2 separate regions of the Mus musculus genome follow, and region 2 is linked to region 1. The links are chromatin loops, found by intact Hi-C in ENCODE. Cell type or tissue: heart. All regions are shown on one strand.

Evidence for each region. Hi-C counts contacts between places; a loop is a spot of excess contacts. Peaks named below come from ENCODE experiments on the same cell type or tissue, not always from the same donor. Only the 100,000 strongest peaks of a DNase experiment are listed, where the experiment ranks them.
Region 2: it touches region 1 in a loop (2.0-fold over the local background); 3 of 42 quality-filtered maps call a loop at or near these places.

What each region holds. Positions count from the first base shown.
Region 1 is chr9:48,816,530-48,819,029 of GRCm38, forward strand. All of the region lies in intron 2 of Zbtb16 (zinc finger and BTB domain containing 16), which reads right to left. Among named protein-coding and RNA genes, the nearest start is that of Zbtb16, 18 kb to the right of the region's middle. In heart, no CTCF peak of the experiment used is centred here; DNase peaks (open chromatin) are centred at 322 and 1,032; H3K27ac peaks cover 688 bases; H3K27me3 peaks cover 398 bases.
Region 2 is chr9:48,759,593-48,762,092 of GRCm38, forward strand. The region is part of intron 2 of Zbtb16 (zinc finger and BTB domain containing 16); the gene reads right to left. Among named protein-coding and RNA genes, the nearest start is that of Zbtb16, 75 kb to the right of the region's middle. In heart, no CTCF peak of the experiment used is centred here; DNase peaks (open chromatin) are centred at 1,009, 1,744 and 2,263.

The DNA of each region.
Region 1 (2,500 bases):
CCTCGAGTGTTGGTATTAAAGGCGTGTGCCGCCACCAACCATCGTCTCCAAATACTTTTTAACTCTGCTCAAATTCTAAGCTCTAGGGCAAGACCCAAGTCTTAGCAGTCTTTGCATCTCAACCCCCACCCCACCCCAACACAGATAGTCCCCTCACCAACGATAGACTTGACAGACATTTGACAACTCAGATTGACAGAAAAGAGGCTGGGAGTTCGGGGAGGGGGAAGGGGCAAACTCAAGTCCCTATGCCAAAACACACCTGACCCCTGCTCAGTGACAAAGGTTTGAAATAGTTCTCAAGTCAGATTCTAGTAAGGAGGAAGTGGGAAGCAGGCCTGGGCAGGCCCTGATATGGCTGGAAAGAAGGAATTCAAGGGGACAGAGAGTGACAGCCCTGCTTTCTAGTCCTAGTCTGCCCGACAGCTTGCTATGTGGTCTTTGGCAAATCACAGAGCCTCCCTAGAACTTAGTAACTCCTCCTGAAACAAACGTTTTGAAATAAAAGCTCCAAAAGACCTTGTCAACTCTTACATGCTCTCATGATTCTTAGTCACCCCAAACACCTGAACGATGTCCATGTAAAGCAGGAACTGTGCCTTCCTCCGCAGGAAGCAAGAACAGGGACAGGGATGAGGCAGAGTCTAACCCCTCCCCCACCGCGCCAGCCACTCTCTAACCCTCCAGAGACACAGGTGAACCACAGCAAGGGAGTCAGCACTCCTCTGGAACCTGAAGAGGGATCTGAGGGCAGCCGAGGACAGAGGGCAGAACTGGAAGGAGATTTTCAATACCCAGCTTCCCTCAGGCTGAACTCTAACTCTCCCCCCCCCCTCCACCCCCCACTCGCACACATGTACACTTTCACAGATCCAGTTTAGGAGTGTTCAAATTAGCACAACCTGCCCTGAAATACTGCACAAAACACACAGTAAGCATTTTGCTTGTTTTTATGTCATCGATGGTTTCAATGGGTGACTCACCCTTCCGCTTTAGCACTCTGTGCTCATGGGGTTTACTATAAATAATGCAAGGGAGGGCGCACAGGCTGAGCCTGGGCCCTGCCCAGCCGGACTGCTAGGTCACTGCAGTGAGACAGAACCACCAGCCTAAGGTGTGTTCAGAGGGGCTGCTTCCCACCACTGCAGACAGGAAGCAAACGGCCCCCATCCCGACTTCGGAACACTGTTAGGAAAGGGAACTGAGACCCCCACATAGAGTTTGTGCTGGGTACCAGCCTAGAATTTGAACACATGTGCTCCTTGGCCTTCTAGAACCTTCCCAGAAGGCTCAACCAGGATTCAAAACCAGGCTCTGAACCTGCCTTAGGTATTACCTTAGTTACATCTTAGTCCATTCTTCTCAACTCTGATCTTTATTTGGTGATGCCCAAGTTGCAGGTAGGGGTGCGGGGGGGGGGGGTTCTGTCTGTCTGTTTCTGTGTGTCTGTCTGTGTAGCTGTGCGTGTCTGGGGTCGTGTGTGTGAGTGGGGGAGGTGATTCCATGTGACTTCCCAGGAACCCAAACTCACAGGAGGCTGAACCACAACCACAGAAACACTACAGTAATCAGAGGGGTCTTAGCCAGAGCTCGTCCACTCCCTAAGCTGGGAAGTGAAGTCAGTATTTACAGGGGTTGAGCCCCTCCCAAATCCTGCCTTCCCAGGATGGCCCCCCACCACAGTGTTCACCACTCACAAAATTCCCAAGAGTCATCAATTCCCAAAGTCTAAGCTAACCCTCCCCAAGGCAAGGCAAAAGAATACAGTGTAGACTTCAAGTCCTCTGGATGTCCCAAACATCAGTAGTGGTGGCAGCAATGCTGGGTTCAAGATACTTTTAGGATAAATATGGTCTCTACAATGCTAGCTTTCTGCAAAGACACCTTTAATTGGTAGACTACTTGATGTGTTTTGCTTGGGGTTTTTTTGTTTGTTTTAGTTTTGGGGTTTTTGTTTTGGTTCGGTCTTTGGTTTGGGGGGGTTGTTTGTTTCTTATTTTGGGAGATTTTGTTTTTGTTTTTGAGGCAAGATCTAAAGTAGCCCAGGCTGGCCTCAAACTCACTATGCCACCTGAGGCAGAGTGTGAGCTTCTTATCTTTCTTCCTCCACATCCCACCTGCTAGGACTTCAGCCATGCACCACTGAACTAGGGTTTATGGAGAGCTGAGGGTCGAACCCAGGGCCCCATGTGTGCTAGACAATCTTATATAACAGAGCCCTAGCCCCAGGCAAAGCGGGGACCCTTCCATTCCTGATGCACTTCCATGATCCCCTATGACCTCACTCGCTGGCTGCTAGCACAGGGCTGACACCATTCAGTCACAACTCGACTACTTCTTGTCACAGCCTCTTCCTTGGGCCAAAAGAGCAGCATTCAAAAGCTCTATAACTCTAGAGCTCCAGTCCAGCCAGCACCTTCCCCGAGCTGAGGATCTGAAACATAACACATCATCGAGGCCATAGACAAAGAGAGGCTGTGCAGCTTATCCAGATACACCG
Region 2 (2,500 bases), 57 kb before region 1:
CCAAAACCTTTCTTGGAACCGCGGAGTTAGCTGGGAGCAGAAGGTTTGGTGTGGGCAGGGACCACGGAAGCGGAGAAAGGAATGAAGTACCCAAATTCTAACTTGAGAATGACGATATTTCCAAAGATAGTCATTAGGTCAGCCTTGCAGAACAAAATGGCAACACAAGATGCTCCTAAGATGGTGAAAGAAGATGCTTCTATTTCTAAAGGTCCTTGGCTCCACGGATTATAAACGACCATGGTAGAAAACCTGAAAGAGCCCAAAAGAGCCTTTGCTTCTGTCTGTTATCCTGTTGTTGCTCTGTTATTCAGTTCAGCATGCCACCACCACCACACAGCAGAGATGTCAGCTAGAGTGTGCAGTAGAAGGGCCATGACATGTTACTTTGTCCCTTTAGCAGGTGACTGTGCTACCAATTCAATATGGTGGGAAGCAAGATCACTCGGCGTCCCTTCTCTCCAGAACCTACAAAGTCTGAAGACAGGAGGTTTCGGAGGCTCGCTGGTCATCCACTAGCTGAAGAGTGTGAGACTCTGCCTCAAAATATGAGGTAAAGAGTGACTGAGGAAGACTTCTGATGCCAACTTTGGGCCTCCACCTACACTCCCACACACACACCACCTACAGAAGGGAGGAAGGGAGGGAGAGAGGGAGGGAGAGAGGGAGGGAAGATGGAAAGAAAGAGGGGAAAACAGACACTGAGAGAAGAAGTGAAGACACCGTTGAAAACAAGAGTCTCGCAATTCGGATGCCGCATCTTAATGACCACAAAACCCAGGCTGAGGAAGAAAAATAAAATTGGCAAAGGCCTCCTTTGAAGTGGTCTCAAGACTGGGCTGAGCAGATATCAAGGATCCAGCAGGCACTGCCCAGCAGCATAGCAATCAGTCCCGGCTAAGGTCAGCACTCTGGACACTCGCCAACTGCAGCAGATCTGAGTGGCTCGGAAGGGTTCCGACCACAGAGGCGGGCCAGGAAAGCAGGAAGAGCAAGCTCGAGAAGGGCTGTGGTAGCCTAAGAGCATGGGCCTGACGTGCTCTGTAAGCTCCAATGCTAGCCTTCCCGTCATGACATATGGCACTACAGAACATCTGGCCTTGGAGACAAGCCAGGCATTTGCTTCTCCAACCTCCTCCACAGCCTCCCATTCATGGAAAACTGGATTTCTTTCGAGAATATTGAAGTGACAGGCCCTTCCTGCCAGTTACTGTGCTTGGCCACTTGCCAACACTCTCAGTCTTGTTCTGTAGCTGGAACCTAGTAAGTTTTATACATACATACATATATATATATATATGTACACACACACACACACACACACACACACACACACACACACACACATACATATATTACAGAAATGGGTATCCTCCCTAGAACCCTTACCACACACATGTGGTCAAGTCAGCAGCCCCCACCCACCTCCACACACCACCTCTCACCATCTGGTTGAGCTTTCTGAGGGGTGGGGTGGGGGGAGGGGAGGAGAAGTCTCCAGGAGATAGCTGTTTAATATTTGAAACGTGGAGGGGCCCACGAAGCAAGCACGTTCCATTTAGAGAAGCGTTAGGAAGTTTTATAGTAAACTGAGGTTTTCCCATCTCCAAAGAAAACCCAAACAGGCACCTGGACAAACTATCCACCGTCACAAAGGAGCCGGCAGGCAGGAAGTACAGTAACAATAACCAGTAGGAAAGAGGAAACCAAGAAACGCCAGGGAATTGGATGCTGGCCCTGTTTCTTCTTTAGAACTGGAGAGTTACCTTGACCAGTCAGTAGCAAAAGACTATGAATCAAAAGTGGCAGCCGGCAGGCTGGAGAGACAGGTCAATGGCTAAGAGTGCTTACTGTTCTTCTAGAGGTCTGGGGTTCATTCCCAACACCCGCATCAGGTGGCTCGCAACGATCTTTAACTCCAGTTCCAGAGGACTCTGACGTCCCCTTCTGGCTTCATCAGGTACCTGCATATGTGTGTGAGAACAAACATGCCTGTACACACACACACACACACACACACACACACACACACACACACACACACACCACTTTTCTTTCCCTTTTTTAAGTGTAGGCCTCCAAGTTTCTCCACTGGTGTTGGAGTATGATCTTCCACGTAGCAGCAACTGCTCCATCTCTACACGCTCACCACGCACGGTTTCTTGATGCACATGTTATAAATCCTTACAGAATCACTCTGAGAAGAGGAAGAGGCGGGCCTCTGCCTCTTTTTGAGACTGAAACTGGCCTGAGACAGGCAAGAAAACTGGGAGTATACATGAGCCGCTCCCCTGAGAAGAAAGGAATGAGCAGTGGTCTTTCTGGCCATTCAAGCCGTCTAATAACGCAAGGCATGGGGCCAATCGCAGTGAAGGACTTTCAAAGGAACATGTCATACTGGGCTATGTCTGCCAAGAGTCTATAATCAAGTAGGGAACACAAGACATTATATACCCAACAGGAACAAGGGAGAGGTGAGGTGACAAGAAGAGGGAGTTCC